Regions from separate parts of the Homo sapiens genome. Here region 2 is linked to region 1. The links are chromatin loops, found by intact Hi-C in ENCODE. Cell type or tissue: mammary epithelial cell. All regions are shown on one strand. Links, peaks and the distances in the headings refer to the core of each region. The heading gives the core; the rest is flanking DNA.

Region 1 (10,014 bases), core at 880-8,879:
TCTTGGAAATGGGCCACTGCATACATTATTTCCTTCAATGAGTGAGTTCTTGCTCGGGAAGTTTATGCAAGATCTAATTGTTTAAATGTGTGTGGCCCCTTCCCCCGTCGCTCTCTTGCTCCATCTCTCACGCTGCGACACGCTGGCTCCCTGCCACCTTTCACCATGATCGGAAGCTTCCTGAGGCTTCACCAGAAGCAGATGCTGGCACCATGCTTCCTGTTCGTGAGACACAATGACACCTCTTTTCTGTATAAATTACCCAGCCTCAGGTATTTCTTTATAGCAATGCAAGAACGGCCTGACAGAGGAGACTACCATAGCAAATAGCAGCGTGTGAACTACCCATTAAAGTACTTGCTAAGCTAATCTCCTCCTTTCTGCCAAGGGGTTAAAATGTTCAGAAACAACAATTCAACCTTCAGAAATGATGGCAAGCCAAACTCATTTAATGTGCGGCAGGCAGAGCTTCGCTCCCCGTACAGGGCTGCCAGATAACATGTGGGATAAACAGTGGGTTATTATTTATTTTAGTGTAAGTATGCCTCATGCACTATTTGGACATACTTATATGTAAAAAAAAAATACTGTGTGTCTGGGATTCCAATATAACTATGCACCCTGTTACTTTTATTTGCTAAGTCTTGGCCCCCTCACACCCTGGTTGCCTCCTCCAGGATTTTTTCTCTTGACTCTCATGTCCTACGTTTGCTTTGCTTTGGGGGAGCTCTGCAGACAGCCAAATGCTGTTTTTGCAGCGTGACTCTGAAAGCCTGCATTTGCTCCAGAGCTTATTAAGACAAGCCATTTCCACCACGATGAAGAGCACGCACGCACAGCCGTATCCCAGAATCAACGGTGTCTCAACGACAAAATTGAAAGCATTCTCACGTATTCCACCACTGGGAGTCCAATATGAAGCAGCAACACCCTTCTGGGTCATTATGGCTCATTTTCACTTTCAAAAGCACATGCTTCTGGGTGGTCTGGCCCCCGCGCCTGCCTCCGGCCCTCCTGTTCCTCACACCCACGCATAGTTAAGGTCCATTATGCACCCGACTCTGTCCAGGCAGGGAGCTGCCAGGGACAGTCATTTTCCAAAGAGGAAACACATTTGCTTAGCAAGTCTAGGCCTGCTGGTCTCCCCATCCAGACAGACAGGGAAGCTTCTCGTTACTTCTAATGCATCGCCCTGGGAGGCCGAAGGAGACCATTTCGGGAACTGTGCTTCCCAGCACAGGCTCTACCTCCAAAACACAGCAGGCAGGGGACAGAGCCTGGTGGCTGCCGCATGGTTACCTGTAACCAAGAGGTCACCCAGGGCTGAGGTGTAGGTGAGTCAGCGGCTACCCGTGTGTGGTCTCTCTGGAGCCCGCAGAGCTGGCAACTCAACTAGGAGTTCAAAGCTGTGATTTTACACGTCCGTGGAGCAGATATCAGGAGCTTAAAGAAATCATCTTCATCCCTTACAGTCCCTGGGGATGCATCTCCTGTGCTTCTCTGGTCTTTAAAGAGAAGGGCGATTTGGGTTAATTACCATAGTTACTGTCATTGCCTATTGGGCTCTGTGATGCTGGTTTCTCAGGATTAGTCATAAAATACGTGGATGGCCATTCCAAAGATGAGTTCTTACTGTAGTTGATTTTAAAGGCACTTCAGGGGAAGCCAAGGAACCAAGCTGCCAAAGGGCTACTGATGTTCTTTTTGGACCGAGCGCAACGGTCCTTTCATGTCTGCGTTCCTCCATCCGTCACTGATTCGCTCCAACGACACTGGCGGCACATTCACTGTGCGCTGAGGCTTCTGGGTGGGGTGTGGGGCCTCTGTGGTGAAGGAGGATGAGATAGGGAGGCCCATGTCCTGCAGGTCACAGTCCAGTGAGGAGTGCTCCTGAGACAGAGTTCAGCCTACATGCCGTGGAAATGGGCAGCTCCACGGTGAGCAAGCCTCAGGGGGCTGCACAGCAGGCAGTGGGTGTCAGGGGTGCAGTGGGGGCAGCTCCAACTCCACCTGGCCACAGACTCATACTCCGTCTTTCTCAGCTTCTGCCCTAATCCTGGTCCTCCTCCCTGTGCCCCCCACCCCTGCATGATGACACCTAGCATTGGTGCAGGCTGGGAATGTAGCTCTTTAGCTGAGCTGAATGCCTGCCTCAGCCTCACCGGGCCACTGTCATAGGGAGAAGGAAAGGGTGGTATCGGAAAGGCCACCATCACGGTCTGATGTGCCCTGGGGTTTACACTCTCAGGGGATGGTCTGTCTATGCTTAGGTCAAAATTCCAGCATCTGCCTTGCTTCCTCTTCTCTTGCAACCTTTATTGACCCTAAGCAAGTTCTCTTAAATCTACTTTGAAAGCATAGACTAGTCTGCACACATTTCTCCAGCTTTACTCCGTCACCCTCGCCCTGGTCACTGGTAACTCTCTCCTGGGCTTCTATAGTAACCTCCTAAGGGGTCTCTTTGCATGTCCCTTCTCTGTTGATACTGTCTTCTTAGAATGGCCAGAGTGATGTTTTGTTTTTTGTGGGGTTTTTTTTGAGACAGGGTCTCACTCTGTGGCCCAGGCTGGAGTGCAGTGGCACAATCTCGGTTCACTGCAACCTCTGCCTCCCAGGTTCAAGGGTTTCTCCCACCTCAGCTTCACGAGTAGCTGGGACTACAGGCACAAGCCAATACGCCCAGCTAATTTTTGTATTTTTAGTAGAGACAGGGGTTCACCATGTTAGCCAGGCTGGTCTTGAACTCCTGACCTCAGGTGATCCTCGTGCCTTGGCCTCCCAAAGTGCTGGAATTACAGGCGTGGGCCACTGTGCCCGGCCCAGAGTGATCCTTTAACTGCATAAACCAGATCATGTCCCATCTTTACTGAAAACTCTCCAGTAGCGTAAGATCCAGATCCCTTGCCTGGGCTTACAAACTCTGCAGGCTTCAGTTCGCAGCCTCCCCAGGTGCTCGTGCTGCCTGCTTCCACAGGTTCCACCGATGGTCCTTTCTTCTCTTCCACAGACATTCCACCCCCATCCCTACCTCAGGGCCTGGGCGCCAACTGTTCCTTCCACCTGGGGTGCTCTTCCCTGGCTCCTTCTTGTCATGTGGGTCTCCACTAAAGACCACGACCTCCAAAAGGAGACCTCACTCTCCACCTGCCACTAGCCTGACATTGGTTTATTTTCCTTACCCGTCTGCCTGCTCTCCGCCTTGCCCTGCTGGAGCCTGTTTGTCTCGTGTATGCTCTATCCCTACAGCACTGTCCAGCAAGGAGCAGGTGCACGGTGGGCAGATGTGCTCGGGTGAGCTGAGGTGGGAGCACAGACATGCAGGGATGGGGTGGCTCCTAGGTGGACCCCCATAGGTGGGAGGAGCTGGCCAGGTGACGAGTCAGGGAGGACATCTCGGGAGGAGGCAGCAGCTCTGGACAAATCTCAGGTGAGGGAAATAGCTTGGGACATTCAAAAAATGGAAAGATGACCAACATAGACACGGCATGGGTTGCACGGCTGGCCACTCAAAATGTGGCTGAGAGGTCCATGCCAGGCAGGGCCCTGCAGGCCAGGCTGTGAAATGTTGTCCGAAGGGCAACAGGGCAGCACTGAAGGCTTTGAGGAAGGGGGTGACATGGTCCAGTTTGCATTTCACAAATGTTGCAAGGAGGAAAACGGAAGGGAGTAGAGCTGGGGGTGCCCAGGAGACCAGCGAGGGGCTCGCAGTCGTCCAGGCAAGAAACCAGGGGCTTGGGCAGGAGGTCTGCATTGAAGGGAGTGCCAACAAGTCCCGGGAGAGTCAAGGGTGACTCCTCAGGTCTCGGGGTGCTTGTGAGGCTTCCCAGTGGAGAACGTGAGAAGTGGGTTGGGTAATGTGATTACGTCACATCTCAGAGCCAGAGGAATGCAGAGTCCTCCGACCACAGCCACGTCAGAGCTCAAGTTCAAGCTGCGACTGATCCCCGTGGGCTGAGATGTGTCTCCCCACAATTCCTATGTTGATATCCTAACCCCAGCACCTCAGCATGTGACTGTATTTGGAGACCGGACCTTTGTTTTGATTATTTATTTGTTTTTTGAGACAGAAATCTCTGTGTAACCTGGGCTGGAGTGCAGTGGTGCAATCATGGTTCAATGCAGCCTCGACCTCCTGGGCTCAAGGGATCCTCACACCTCAGCCTCACAGGAAGCTAGGGCTACAAGCGCGCACCACCAGCCCAGCCGACTTTTTTATTTTTTGTAGAAACGAAGTCTTGCCATGTTGCTCAGGCTGATCTCAAATTCCTGGGCTCAAGTGATCCTCCCGCCTTGGCCTCCCAAGTAGCTGAGACCACAGGCATGTACCACCATGCCTGGCTAATTTTTTTAAAAATATGTTTTTAAGAGACAGGTTCTCACTATATTGCCCAGGCTTGTGTCAAACTCCTGGGCTCAAACAATCCTCTTGCCTCAGCCTCCCAAAGTGCTGGGATTACAGGCATGAGCCATCGTGCCTGGTGGAGATAGGGTCTTTATAGAGGTGATTATTTTAAAATGAAGTCACATGGGTGGGCCCTAAACCCATCTGACTGGTGTCCTTATCAAAAGAGGAGATGAGGGCACAGACATGCACAGGGGAACACAGGGAAGGTGGCAGCTATAAGCCACAGTGAAGGGCCTCTGGAGGAACCAACTCTGCTGCCTTGATCTTGGGCTGCAACCCCAGAACTGTAGAGGATAAACACCTGTGGGGCTTTGTGACTGCAGCCCCAGCTGACTCATGCACTGATACTGAAGCAGAAGCAGGCAGGGAGTGGGGAGAGAGAGAGAACCCCAGACCACCTTTCCCAGCCAAGCTTCCAGAAGAGCTGTCCCGCTCCCATTTCGCCTCCTCACTTCCCAGCCCTGCATTCGGGGACCCTCTCTCCAAGAAGGCCTGTCCCCACGCCCTGGTCACGCTCCACTTGCCCCATTCCCGGGGTCCATTGTGGGTTCCGTCCCTTCTTCCACCCGTTCCGATGCTGTTTTTCCCGGGCTCTCCTCACCCAGGGAAGGGCCCTCGCCCCACCCACAGGCTGGGGACTCAGGAAGCCCACCTGCAGCCACATTCTCAACGCCCATGCTCCCATCCACCCTCCCTGCGGCCCCTGACACGGCTGCTCACACCCAGGCCTACCACGTCCTCCTCCCGATGTCCCTGTGCTCTGCAGCAGGCTCAGGCTCAGGGACAGCATTGTCATCACCCTGAGCACCCGTTGTGGAACCCCAAGGCCACTCCATGCTCCTCCCTCCCACCCGGAACCCAGTCAGCTGCCAACTCCTTTGACCCACATGCTCCCTCTGCAGGCTGGGATTAGAATTCGCGTCCTGACCTGGAGGCCAAAGCCCCTGCTGGTCCCCTGCCCTCCTCGGGTTCTGCAGGCCAAGAGCCGGGGTTTTGGCAGAGCCCTGAGTTTGAGCATTGCCACTCAGGGTTGAATGGCCTTTGACAAGTTCCTGAAGTTCCCTACATCTCAGTTTCCCCTTCTGTAAAGTGGGGCTAGAAATACAGCCTCCCTGGTAGGGCTATTGTGTTATACCAGACAGAGAATGCACAACACCGTCCTGGTCATTGCTGAACTAGTGAGAGCTGCTTTCCCTCCTCTTCCTCTTGCCCTCTCCCTCCTCCTCCCTCCGCTCACTCCCACTCCTCTTCCTCCCGCTTCCTCCTGCCCGTCCCTTTCCTCTCCCCTGTTGCAGCCCCTCATCTCCTGGCTCACCCTGTTTAGATCTGCAGATGCCCTAGTTCTGTGCCAGGCTACAGTACAGCAGGTACATTTCCTTCAGGAAGCCGTGCCCTGCTCCTGACCAGGACGAAGGAGCCACTGCCCACCCCTCCGTGAGGCCAAACCTGCTCCTGTTCCCCCATCTGTGTGTCCCCTTCTCAGACTCCTGTACGGGAGTTCAACCATTTCCAGAGACCCCACGGAGGCTGGAGTTTTTGTTCTCAGCCTAAAGGGTCTGTGTTGTTTTCCCAACCAGGAGACTGGGGCCAAAGCGTCCAACAAACAGGAGAGCAGGCCCAGCATCTGCAGCCCCAGCCCCAGCTGATACACAGCTAGACGCCCCCTCCTCACAGCCCCCTGTGGAGTGTGCAGAGACATGGGATTTAGAGAAGGGAATGAGGTGGTCCTGAGCAGTTTACTTTGAGAAATTAACCCCAGAAACTGCTGAAAGTCACTGTAGTGTGAGTGGACAGGTACTTCTGCTTTTCTGGGAGAAGGAAGTTGCTGGGGGGTCCTCCAGACAGCATTCCCGGCCTTGCTCTCCCATGTCTGCACCTGGCATTGGAGAGGAGCAAGTGCTGCTCTTAGATCCTGCATTTATTTTAGGAGGTGGGGAGGGGACCCCTGGCCCTGACTACCCCAGGGTGGCCTGTGAACAGCAGCATTTCATCACGGGGGTGCTGGTCAGAAAGGCCGAACCCCAGGCCTGCCCCACGCATAGGCACCGTGCCTGGTGCATGTGGGCTTCGTAAGTCAACAAGAGAGTGGACTGTGTCATTGGTTCAGTGACCAGCCGTATTCAGAAGGACTGGAACACGGGGTGTACACGGCAGAGCCGTGGGAGGAAAAGCGAGTGGGGTAAGCGTCTGTGAGTGGATAAAACCCAGCTCCTGCCCTTGGAGAGCTCATAGGTGAATTGGTTCATAACCTCAACTTGCAGGATTTCCCGGGACTAGCCTGTGCCCCAGTGAGTTTGCTACTCAGGGTATGATCTGAGGTCAGCAGCAGCCCCTGAGAGTTTATCAGGAAAGAAAAGTCCTGGGCCCAACCCCAGACTGGCAAATTGGGTGTTGAGGCCAGGAATCTAGGTTTTAACAAGCATTCCTGGTGATTTTTTCTTTTTTTTTTTTTTTTTGAGACGGAGTTTTGCTCTTGTTGCCCAGGCTGGAGTGCAGTGGCGTGATCTTGGCTCGCTGCAACCTCTGCCTTCTGGGTTCAAGTGATTCTCCTGCCTCAGCCTCACAAGTAGGTGGGATTACAGGTGCCCATGACCACGCCTGGCTAATTTTTTTATTTTTAGTAGAGTCAGGGTTTCTCCATGTTGGCCGGGCTGGTCTGGAACTCCTGACCGCTGGTGATCCACCCACCTTGGCCTCCCAAAGTGCTGGGATTACAGGCGTGAGCCACCCCGCCTGGCCTAGCCTGTCCTTTTTAAGCCACTTTCCCAGAGACTTCATCCTGCAGCCGCCAGTCACATCGCGTGGTTCTTAGATGTGTCGCATGACGAGACCTAGCAGGGGCGCAGGCTGGGAATGCAGCTCTTTAGCCGGGCTGCACGCCTGCCTCAGCCTCACCAGGCCACTGTCATAGGAAGAAGGAAAGGGTGGTATTGGGAAGGCCACCATTGCGGTCTGCTGTGCCCTGGGGGTAACTCTTAATGCTGCCTACCAGATTGTCTGGTTTTCCTCTGTGCATGAACATGGCAGGATTGCCTGTTCTGTCTCCTTTGCAGGGAGTAGTGAATATGGTACAAGCTACTCCCCATGGACTGTGGGGAGAAGTAGGCAAAGCATTTAAAATGCTGGCATGCGACTCCAAGAGCACTCTTCCTTTGCCTGGCAGCTGAGGGGCTTGAGCACACAGCTGTTCCCTCCCTACACCCTGGCCCTGAGGGACATCTCTGCACAGAGCCTCCTTGCTCACTGTCCCTGCTGCCTGAGGACCTGCAATGGATATGTGGTCTCAACAAGAGATGATCTGCTGTTCTTTTAAATGACTGGGATATGGGGGATGTTTGATACTTCAGCATAACCTTGATCATCCTGACTGATACAACAAATATTGTAGTCCTATAAAATAATTTTTAAACAAATTATTTCTTCGTAATCTGCTCATGAAACTCTTGTCCCTTCTTCAAGATGCAGTCCCTCCTCTGGGAAGCCTATCCTGACTTGAGTCTCAAGTTGAATTGACCTTGCGTTTCCACTCTTCTTTACATGGTGCCTCTATAGAGTAGTGGCTTCCTAGATTGTCAGTTGTCTATGTACCAAACTCCCCTCCCCAAACTGAGTTTCTTAAGGTCAAGGTGGCATTTATCTCCATATCCTAGCTCCAGAACAGTGCCCAGCATGTATGAGGCCTTCAAGTTGGTCTTGCTGGATTGAACTGAAGTAGAGACACAGATAGACAGGTGCATCAAACTGCAGAATTTTCTTGTCCATATGCTTTTGCTCATTCTTCCTTCTGTGCTTGCAGTGTTCTATTTTGCTTCTTGAATCCCCATCTTTCTATTTATATCATAAATTATATTTATATTCACCTGTAAGGGTGCTGTCTCTTGAAGGGAAAGTGATTGATCATTCAATAAATGTTTTTTGAGAAACTACTATGTGCCAGGTACCTTTCTAGATTCTGGATATACAGTGATGGATGAAATAGACAAAGGTATGTTCATTCCAGTAGATAAGATAGAAATAAAAATACATTAGGATATAATAAATACATAACGTCAGCTGATGACAAATGCTGTGCAGAAAAGTAAATCAGTGGAAGGGGTTAGAGAGTGATGGGAGATGCTGCTTTTAAAGGGAGGTATAGAAAAGCCTCTTTGAGTAGGTAACATTTGAGCTGACCCATGAAGAAAATGAGGAAATTCACAATGCACATACCTGCAGGAAGAGCATGTCTAGTAGAGGGAACAGAAAATGTAAAGCCCATGGTGGGAAGCACAGGCAGGCCAGTGTGACTGAGTGCAGTGAGTGAAGGGAAGAACAGAGATGAGACTGGAGAGGCAGTTGGGGATGGATCTTTTAGGGTCCTAAAAGCAGGGCTGAGCGGCTTGAATTTTACTGTAAGCTCAATGGGAAGCCAGGATTGTTTTAAGTAGGACAGAGACAAAATCCAGCTTGTGCTTTAAAAAGATCATGCTGGCCAATAGTTGAAGAATAGATTGGGTTAGGGGGAGTCTCATTAGGAAGGCATTGAGTGTCCCAGGTAAAGGTTGATGGTATTCCAGGTGAAAGTCAATAGTGGCTTGGGCAGAGGGTGTCAGGGAAGGTGCCACAGGGGAAGAACAGTTCTGAAGGCATGGGAAGTGTGAATCCCACACTGTATTTTGGACACGTCTGATTCAAGATGCCTGTTAGACACTGAATGGTCTTTCCAGGAGACCAGATTCACTAGTCTGGAATCATGGCAGTGGATGGGGCTTGGCATGTAAGTTTGAGAGTTCTTAACATTTAGGTGATTTTTAATTCAGTAGGCTGGACTGGATCACCTGGAAAAGCTGGTAGATAGATCAGCACAGAGATCTGAGGACAAGACTGAAGGTTTCATCTAAGTTGTGAAGGAGAGAGAGTTAGCAAAGAAGGAGAAAGAATGGCTTGGAAGGTAGGCACAAGGAGAAGCGCAAAAGAAGAGTGTGTCCAAAAGGCAAAATGAAGACTCTCATTGAAACATGAAATGAGCACCTAAGATGCTATTTAACTCAGGAATAAATGAAGGAACTAATCAGATGTTACAACCAGTTCAAAGGAGGAGTCAAAGCCCCAGCCATTCTAGAGGCACTAAAGAAACCTGAATCAAATTTACAAACATTCATGGCAGGTCTACCAGAGGCCAATAACCAATTGCATTCCAGCAGACACAACTAATTTGCCTTTCTAGAAACAAAAGTTATTTGCATTGTTCTCAGTTTTCTACAACTTTTCTCAATTCATAAAGTAGCCCAATGAAAGGTAGAAAGAATCCAGAGGGTGTACTAGACAGGATGCTCAGTAAAGTTTGCTTGGTTTTTTTCTTCCCACTTTAAATTCTTCTCCCAATTTTTCCTGACACAGGGACTACAGTGTCTTAGAACTCACAGGAATGAAGTCTTTCCCGAAGGAGAAAAGATCAGCTGTGTCAAAAGCTATGGTGAAAGGAAGATGAGAATGTGCTAATGGATTTGCCAGCATGGTGGTCATTGGTGACATTGACAAAGATAGTTTTGGTGGATTGGGGGAAGAACCTCAGCTTGGATGGGGTTCAGGAGAGATTGCAGGGTGAAATAGTAGAGACAGAATGGACA
Region 2 (10,014 bases), core at 1,255-9,254, 55 kb before region 1:
TTGGAATCCAGTGGCTGAGGAAGGTGGGTTCTTCCCCACTTGATCAGCCTGGAGCATCTCCAGGCACCCTTGTGTCTTAGGGTTAGCTAAGAGACAGCTGGGGCATAGCTAGGGCATAGCTGGGGCACAGCCAGGGCATTGCCAGGGCACAGCAGGAAACGTACATGCAGCTTCTGGTCTCATTCATTTAATGGCTTTTTCCCAAATGATGGCAGCAGCGCCAGAGAGCAGGTGGAGAAGACAGCAGGGGTGGGGGTGGATTCCAGGGAAGTCTGGGATGCCCCAGACTGTGGTCCTCAGGAATGAAGGGCTGTTTGGGGCCTCACTTCTGACCATGCCTCGTACCCACCCCGCGAGGACACTTCTCTGCTGCAGAGGGAACCCCATGGGCCTCGGGTTGTCAGGGAAGGCTGTCAGCTTGGCCCCACCTCTGGGGCTCCTCCTCGAGCTTGGGACACTCCATGGTTTGTGCTCTATGCTCCAGGGGAACCACATTCGCCCTGGGGCATCCTGTCTTTGCTGATGGCGTTCCCTCTGCTGACAGTGCTGCTCCCATTCTCCGGGCAATTCCAACCCTGGAGAGTCCTCAGGGTTCTTCCAGGACAGTGTTCCACCAAGTGATGCCTCCCCATTCCTGAGGCTGGATGACAAACTCATCCCCCGGGCTCCACATATCTCCCGTTTCCTCCCACCACGGCATTGACTTTGGGTGCTGGCCTCGTCTGACAGGGGTCTCCCCACAATTAGATTGTGCCTTCATCATTTTTGAATCCCCAGTACCAGGCTCAGTGCCCAGCACAACTGATGTGTGTTGAATAAACGTGCTCCACAGAGGGTGAACTATGTGGCTTTCCTAAGTGATTTTTCTTTTTCCTTTTTTTTTGAGATGGAGTTTTGCTTTTGTCACCCAGGCTGTAGTGCAATGGTGTAATCTCGGCACACTGCAACCTCCACTTCCTGGGTTCAAGCAATTCTCCTGCCTCAGCCTCCAGAGTAGCTGAGATTACAGATGTGTGCCACCACACCCGGCTAATTTTTGTATTTTTAATAGAGACGGGGTTTCACCATGTTGGCCAGGCTGGTCTTGAACTTCTAACCTCAGGTGATCCGCCCACCTTGGCCTCCCAAAGTGCTAGGATTATAGGCATGAGCCCCCACGCCTGGCCCCTAAGTGATTTTTCTATATCAAACACCAAGAAGAAACAGGGGCAGCGGAATGGAAGGCTCGGCTGCTTTCGGACAGGGGAGAGGTCAGCTTCTCAGAGCCTTCTTGACCTTCAGCCTCTGAGGCTCGTATCGGGAGGAGGGGCCCCGCTGACGCTGTTGAGTGCCAGCTGCCTGGGTTCAGAACAGGCCAGGCTGGTTGGGTTGGTTGTGTGTGGGAGAATCAGGAAGAGGGAGCTTGTTCATAATCCAGCTCGTTTACCCAACAAACAATAAAACAGAAGGCAGGATTGTTCGGAGATGCCGGATGGCAGCCATGAGAAAGACCCCACTGGTCTGAGAGGTCTGTGCAGGAATGCACGGAGCCTGGGAAACACAGAGAGGTATGGGGCCTGAGGGTGAGGACGCAGGACAGGTTAGGGACGGGTGGCGCTGGGTGCTGGCTCTGGCAGAGAGCAAGCCAACTGGGGGCATTTCTTTCCAGCCCCGTGGCTGATGGTCTCGCCGTGCGTGATGGTGAATTTTATGTGTCGCCTTGATGGGACCTTGGGGGTGCTCAGACATTTGGTCAAGCCTCTGTGTTTGCGAGGATGTTTCTGGATGGGACTAGCATTCAAATCTGCAGACCGAGGCAAGCAGAGTGTCCTCCCCGCAGAAGGTGGGCCTCACCTCATCCATCAGGGGCCTGAATAGAATAAAAAGTTGAAGAGGAGAGAATTATTTGCCTCTGCCTGTCTTCAAGGTGGAACCATAGGTCTTCTCCTGCCTTTGGACTTAGACTCAGCAGAAAGAGCACCTCCCCTGGCCAATGCTTTTGGCAGGATTCCAGAATGTGCACTCCTGGAGCCCTGGACCACGGCTGGCTTGGTTCCAGCCCATCTGTGACCATCTCTCCTAGGATGCTGGGATGTTCTGTGGGGCCAAGCTAGGGCTACTTGCCTACTTCTGCTGCAAGGGAGGGGTCAGCCCCATGGGAACCATAAGTGTGGGGATTGGGGCAGCCTGATTCTCTAGGAAGAACTGCTGCCCTCTTTCTAGGAAAAAGGAGAAGGGATTTCAGGCAGCCCAAGCTAACAGAGGCCTGCTGTGCACTTGTGTGTTCTGAGCACTGGCTAGGAAGTGCAGGGCTTCCAAGAAGACCTAAAATTCATGAGAACCAAGACAAGGCAGTGAAGGTGTGATCCTGATAAAAGGTGACCAAGACAAGGCAGTGAACGTGTCATCCTGATAAAAGGTGACTGCAGGGGCTGCCCAGGGCAGGGAGGGCTCAGCCTGGAGTGGGTCCATCCCGTCCTTGAGTCATTCTGTCCTTCCCCTCATCTGACAGGTGCCTGGCTCTTTGTTCTTCCTTCATCGTGGGGGACAAGGGTGCAGGGGACGACGTGTTCATTTTCCTCTCCTATGCTCAGCTCACGGCCCCCGCCCTCCACTCCCCGCCTCACACTGATCACTTTCCCATTCAGCAGGTTCGATGCACGCACAGGATGCACGCGCCTCCTTGCAGAACACCGTGTGGGGCTTCCAGTGAGCGCTTCATATTGTAAATGCCACTGTGCCCCGGATCCCACTGTTTCACTCAACACTGTTCTTGATTGTTGTCATCAAGTTTAAAAAAAAAATTATGGTAAAATACATATAAGCTAAAACTGACCTTTTTTTTTTTTTTTTTTTTGAGATGGAGTCTTGCTCTGTCCCCCAGGCTGGAGTGCAGTGGCACAATCTCAGCTCACTGCAGCCTCCGCCTCCTGGGTTCAAATGATCCTCCTGCCTCAGCCTCCCAAGTAGCTGGGATTACAGGCACCCACCACCACACCAGGCTAATTTTTGTATTTTTAGTAGAGACGGGGTTTCACCATGTTGATCAGGCTGGTCTCGAACTCCTGACCTCAAGTGATTTGCCCGCCTCAGCCTCCCAGAGTGCTGGGATTACAGGTGTGAGCTACTGCACCCAGCCCATTTTAACCATTTCTAAGTGTATTGTTCACTGGCATTAAGTTCATTCAAACTGTTGTGCAGCTGCCACCATCATCCATCTCCAGAACTTGTCATTTTTCCAAACTGAAACTCTGTTCCCATTAAACCCCAACTCTATGTTTCCTCCTCCCCCAGCCCCTGGCAACCACCATGCTACTTTCTGTCTCTATGGGTTTGACCATTCTAGGGACCTCATTTAACCTGAGCCCTACAGCCTTCACCTTTCTGTGGCTGATTTATTTCACTTGGCGTGACATCCTCAAAGTTCATCCATGTTGTCACCTGTGTCAGAATCTCCTTATTTCCAAGGCTGAGTGATATTCCGTTGTGTGGATGGACCACACTCTGTTTATTCATTCACCTGTCAATGGATGTTTGGTCCATTTCTACCTTTCGGCTAGTGTGAAAAAAAGCAGCTGAGAACATGAGTGTACAAATACCTCTTTGAAACCCTGCATTTAGTTCTTTTGGAGACAGACCCAGAAGTGGTATTGCTGGATGACATGCTAATTCCATGTTTAATTTTTGGAGAAACAGCCATCCCATTTTCCACAGGGGCCGCACCGTTTTACATCCCCACCCACAGTGTGCAAGGGTTCCAGTTTCTCCATGGCCTCGCTGACACTTGTTATTCTCCACCTCGTTGACAGTAGCCATCCTGAGGAGTGTGAGGTGGTGCTGTGTGTTATTCTCCACCTCATTGACAGTAGCCATCCTGAGGAGTGTGAGGTGGTGCTGTGTGTTATTCTCCACCTCATTGACAGTAGCCATCCTGAGGAGTGTGAGGTGGTGCTGTGTGTTATTCTCCACCTCGTTGACAGTAGCCATCCTGAGGAGTGTGAGGTGGTGCTGTGTGTTACTTTTACTTGTCTCCATGCAGCTAAGGGCACGCCAGTGCACGCCTAATGCAGGCGGGGTGACACCTGCACAGTTCCATCTGCTGCTTCACGACGTGTTGCTAACTCAGTCGCCGACCACTGGACTCTGGGCTGCTCCATTCCTAACTTCCACAGTGTTGATGGATACCGATGCAAGCCCTTCTGGGGAAGACACAGTGAGAGCCTCTCTCAGCCATGCATTCCTCAGCCTGACTGCAAGGTCGCAGCCCCCTACAAAGCCCAGTCTGAGTGCTTCCCAGGCTGCCATGTGCCAGGTCTCCCTCCCACGGCTGTCCTGGAAGGCTCTGCTTTGCACCAACTTGCCAGCACTTGGCATTAGTCAACCCTCTAGCTTTTACCAATCTGATGGGTGTAAAGGGAATTCCTGCGTTTTACTTTGCATTTCTCTGATTCCTGTGGGTTTGAGCAGCTCTTCATTGAATTGTGTGTCATTTGCACTTTCCCTTCTGGGAATTGTCTGTTGGGGTTGGCTTTCTGTCAACTTAAACAGGAGCAAACTTGGTTACTTTTAATTAAAAGCAGGCTCGTGGCAGCAGGGGAGTTTTACATGCATAGGAAGGTCAGGTCCAGCCCTGCCCATCTTCGTGCATACTCTCTCTTTGGTCACTGCTGTGCGGCATGGTGAGCTTGGCACCTGGCCTTCAGAATGCAGCCACAGAAGGGAGTTCATGGGCTAGGCATTCTGCTAAGGGACACAGCTGTCTCTGGCTCCTGCATCCAATTACTGGACTCTCTGCTTCATTGCTCTGGTGGAGCTGCCAGCCTGAGTCTCCACATGTTCTTTCAACACTCCCTTGGTGGCCAGCCCAGTGTGCTTTTAATCATTGACAAGCAAGAGGATGCCACAGAGAAGGATGTTGGCTGCTGTTCAGGCATTTGGGGACTGGCAGGGAGGGCTGCTGTCCACGACGGAGGATGCCACAAGTGGATTCAAGACTGAGTTTTTTGTTTTTCTATCCATCAACTCAAGCATTTGTTATTTTGTTTGTGTTACACATAGTCCAATTATACTCTTTTAGCTATTTTTAAATGTACAATAAATTTTTATTGATTCTAGTCACCCTGTTGTGCTATCAAATGCTAGATCTTATTCATTCTAATTATATTTTTGTACCCATTAGCCATCCCCTTTCTCTCCTTCCCACCCCCCAACTACCCTTTGCAGCATCTGGTAACCATCATTCTACTCTCTATCTCCATGAGTTCAATTGTTTTCGTTTTTAGCTCCCACAAATAACTGAGAACATTTGAAGTTTGTCTTTCTGTGCCTGGCTAATTTCGCTTAACATAATGACCTCCAGTTCCATCCATGCTGTTGCAAATGGCAGGATCTCATTATTTTTATGACTGAATAGTACTCCACTGTGTAAACGCACTGCATTTTCTTTATCCGTTCCTCTGTCAATGGACACTTAGGTTGCTCCCAAATCTTGGCTTTTGTGAACAGTGTTGCAATAAACATGGCAGTACAAATATCTTTTCGATATACTAATATCCATTCTTTGGGGTATATACCTAGTAATGGGAATGCTGGATCATATAGCAGCTCTATTTTTAGTTTTTTGAGACACCACCAAACTGTTCTTCACAGTGGCTGTACTAATTTACTTTTCCACCAATAGTGTACGAGAGTTCCCTAATCTTCACATCCTCACCAGCATTCGTTATTGCCTGTCTTTTGGATAAAAATCATTTTAATTGGAGTGAGATGATATCTCATTGTGGTTTTGATTTGCATTTCTCTGATGATCAGTGATGTTGAACATCTTTTCATATGCCTGTTTGCCATTTGTATGTCTTTTTTTTTTTTGAGAAATGTCTATTCCAATCTTTTGTCTATTTTTTAATCAGACTATTGGATTTTTTCCTGTTGAGCTGTTTGAGCTCCTTATATATTCTGATTATTAATCCCTTGTCAGATGGGTAGTTTGCAAATATTTTCTCCCACTCTGTGGGGTGGCTCTTTACTTTGTTGATTGTTTCCTTTGCTGTGCAGAAGCTTTTTAACTTGATGTGATCCCATTTGTCCATTTTTGCTTTGGTTGCCTGTGCTTGTAGGATATTACTCAGGAAATCTTTGCCCAGTCCAATGTCCTGGAGCATTTCCCCAATGTTTTCTTTTAGTAATTTCATAGTGCGAGGTCTTAGATTTAAGTCTTTACTCCATTTTGATTTGATTTTTTTATATGGTGAGAGATAGGGGTCTAGTTTTCTTCTTCTGCATATGGATATCTAGTTCTCCCAGCACCATTTATTGAAGTGACTGTCCTTTCCCCAATGTGTGTGTTCTTGGCACCTTTGTCAAAAATGAGTTCACTGTAAATGTAGGGATATATTTCTGGGTTCTTTATTCTTTTCCATTGGTCTATGTGTCTGTGTTTATGCCAGTACCATACTGTTTTTATTACCATAGCTCTGTAGTATAATTTGAACTCAGCTAATGTGATTCCTCCAGTTTTGTTCCTTTTGTTCAGGATAGCTTTGGCTATTTTGGGTCTTTTGTGGTTCCAAATAAATTTTGGAATTATTTTTTCTATTTCTGTGAAGAATGTCATTGGTATTTTGATAGGAATTGCATTGAATTTGTAGATTGCTTTGGGTAGTATGGACGTTTTAACAGTATTGATTCTTCCAATCCATGAACATAGAATATCTTTCCATTTTTTCTGTCCTCCTCAATTTTAATTGCTTGCATCAATCTTTTATAGTTTTCATTGTAGAGATCTTTTACTTCCTTGGTTAAATTTATTCCTGGGTATTTTATTATATTTGCACCTATTGTAAATGGGATTACTTTCTGGATTTTTTTCAGATTATTTGTTGTTGGCATATAGAAATGCTATTGATTTTTGTGAGTTGATTTTGTATCCTGCAACTTTATCAAATTTTTTTTTATCAGTTCAAAGAGATTTCTGGTGGAGTATTCAGGTTTCTCCAAATATTGGATCATATCATCTGTAAACATGGTTAACTTGACTTCTTCCTTTCCAATTTGGATGCTCTTTATTTTTATCTTTTGTCTAGTTGCTCTAGCTAAGACTTACAGTGCTATGTTGAATAACAGTGGTGAAAGAAGGCATCCCTGTCTTGTTCCAGATCTTAGAGGTAAGGTTTTTAGTTTTTCTTCTTCAGTGTGACACTAGCTGTGGGTCCATCATATATGACGTTTGTTGTGTTGAGGTATGTTCCTCCCATACCCAGTTCTTTGAGAGTTTTTATCATGAAGTGATGTTGAATTTTATCAAATCCTTTTTCAGTCCAATTGAAATGCTCATATGGTTTTAATTCTGTTGATATGATGTATCACATTGATTGATTTTCATATATTGGGCCATCCTTGCATCCCTGGGATAAATCCTACTTGATCATGATGAATTATCTTTTTAATATGTTGTTGAATTTGGTTTTCAAGTATTTTTTTGAGGATTTTTTTCATCAATGTTCATCAGGGACAGTGGCCTGTAGTTTTCTTTTTCTTTTTCTTTTTGATGTGTCTTTGTCTGGTTTTGGTATCAGGGTAACACTGTCCTTGTAGAATGAATACAGAAGTATTTCCTCCTCTATTTTTCTGCATGGTTTGAGTAGGATTGGTATTAGTTCTTGTTTAAATATTGTGGTAAAATTCAGCAGTGAAGCCTTTTGGGTCTTGGGCTTTTCTTTGCTGGGAGGCTTTTTATTATGACCTCAATTGTATTACTTGTTATTGGTCTGTGAAGGTTTTGGATTTCTTCATGGGTCAATCTTTGTAGATTGTATGTGTCTAGAAATTTATCCATTTCTTTTAGGCTTTCAAATTTATTGGCATATAGCTGCTCTTAGGTGCTTCTAATGATCCTTTGCATTTCTGTGGCATCTGTTGTAATGTCTCCTTTTTCATCTCCATTCTTATTTTTGGGTCTTCTCTCTTAGTCTGGCTAAAGGTTTGTTGACATTTTTTATTCCTTTCTCAAAATTTTTTTGACTTTCTTGTCAAGTTTTGTCAAGTTTTTCTACTTCTTTGTTATAGGCATTTATTGCTATAAACTTTCTTCTTAGTACTGCTTTCATTGTATCCAATAGGTTTTGGTATGTTGTGGTTTCATTGTAATTTGTTTTGAGAATTTTTTTAACTTTTTATTAATTCCTTCATTGACCCACTGGTCATTCAGGAACATGTTGTTTAATTTCCATGTGTTTGTATAGTTTCCAAAATTCTTCTCATTATTGATTTCTAGTTTAATACAGTGTGGTCAGAGAAGGTACTTGGTATAATTTCATGTTTTTGAATTTTTAAAGACTTGTTTTGTGGCCTAACATATGCTCTATCCTTGAAAACAATCCATGTGCTGAGGAGAAGAATGTGTATTCTGCAACTGTTGGGTAAAATGTTCTGTAAATATCTATTCATTCCATTTGGTCTATACTGTAGATTAAGACTGATGTTTCTTTGTTGATTTTCTGCCTGGATGATCTGTCCAATGCCGAAGGTGGGATGTTGAAGTCTCCAGCTATTATTGTATTGGGGTCTATCTCTCTTTTAGCTCTAATAATATTTTCTTTATATATCTGTGTGCTCCAGTGTTAGGAGCATATATATTTACAATTGTTATATCCTCTTGCAGAATTGACCTGTTTATCATTATATAATGACTTTCTTTGTTCTTTTTATAGTTTTTATTCTTGAAATCTGTTAGGTCTGATCTAAGTATAGCTACACCTGCTCTTTTTTGGTTTTCACTGGCATAGAATATCTATTTTATCCCTTTATTTTCAGTCACTGTGTGTCTTTGTAGGTGAAGCATGTTTCTTGTAGGCAATAGATTGTTGGGTCTTGTTTTTATATCCATTCAGCCATGCTTATGCCTTTTGATTGAAGAGTTTAGTCTATTTACATTCAATGTTATCATTGAAAAATTAGGACTTGCCCCTGCCAATTTGTTATTTTCTGATTGTTTTGTGATCTTTTCTTCCTTCTTTCTTTCCTTCCTGTCTTCTTTTCAGTGGAGGTGATTTTTTCTCTGGTAGTATGTTTTAATGTTTTGCTTTTTATTTTTGTATATCTGTTGTATGTTTTTTGATTTGAGGTTACTATGAGGCTTACAAAAATATCTTCTTATAACCCATTATTCTAAACTCGTGAGAACTTAACACAGATTACATAAACAAACTACAAACAAGCAAATAGAAAACTAACAAAAACTCTACACTTTAACTTCATCTCCCTGTTTTTTTAACTTTTTATTGTCTCTATGTTTTACTATATCTTGAAAAGTTGTTGTAGTTATTATTTTGATATGTTAAACTCTACACTTTAACTTCATCTCCCTGTTTTTTTAACTTCATCTCCCTGTTTTTTTAACTTTTTATTGTCTCTATGTTTTACTATATCTTGAAAAGTTGTTGTAGTTATTATTTTGATATGTTAATCTTGCAGTCTTTCTACTCACAATATGAATAGTTTACATACCATAATTACAGTATTATAATATTCTGTGCTTTTCTGCGTACTTACTATTTCCAGTGAGTTTTGTACATTCAGATGATTTCTTACTGCTTATTAATGTCCTTTTCTTTCAGATTGAAGAACTGCCTTTAGTATTTCTTGTAGGAAAGGTCTGATGTTGGTGAAATCTCAGATTTTGTTTGTCTGGGAAAGTCTTTATCTCGCCTTCATGTTTGAAGGATATTTTTGTTGGATATACTATTCTAGGATAAAACGGTTTTTTTCCACATTTTAAATATGTCATACCACTCCCTCCTGGCTTGTAAGGTTTCCACTGAGAAGTCTACTGCCAGATGTATTGGAGCTCCATTGTATGTTATTTGTTTTTTTTTTTCTTGCTGCTTTTAGGGTCCTTTCTTTAACCTTGACCTTTGAAGTTTGATTATTAAATGTTTTGAGGTAGTCTTATTGGGGTTAAATCTGCATGGTATTCTATAATCATCTTACATTTGAATGTTGATATCTGTCTCTAAGTTTGTAAAGTTCTCTGTTATT

The links. Peaks named below come from ENCODE experiments on the same cell type or tissue, not always from the same donor. Only the 100,000 strongest peaks of a DNase experiment are listed, where the experiment ranks them.
Region 2: a loop joins it to region 1, with 4 times the contacts of the local background. A loop is called at or near these places in 5 of 110 quality-filtered maps.

Annotation. Positions count from the first base shown.
Region 1 is chr11:71,338,459-71,348,472 of GRCh38, forward strand. No RefSeq gene overlaps it. Among named protein-coding and RNA genes, the nearest start is that of SHANK2, 91 kb to the left of the region's middle. RefSeq lists an enhancer at 5,105-5,604. In mammary epithelial cell, for the core only: a CTCF peak has its summit at 5,310 (motif pointing left); DNase peaks (open chromatin) are centred at 1,133 and 3,893; H3K27me3 peaks cover 253 bases.
Region 2 is chr11:71,282,725-71,292,738 of GRCh38, forward strand. It overlaps LOC124902706 (a long non-coding RNA gene), which reads left to right and starts at 1,357. Exons shown (of 2, transcript XR_007062765.1): 1 at 1,357-2,398; 2 at 4,019-5,093. In mammary epithelial cell, for the core only: no CTCF peak of the experiment used is centred there; a DNase peak (open chromatin) is centred at 4,477; H3K27ac peaks cover 1,191 bases.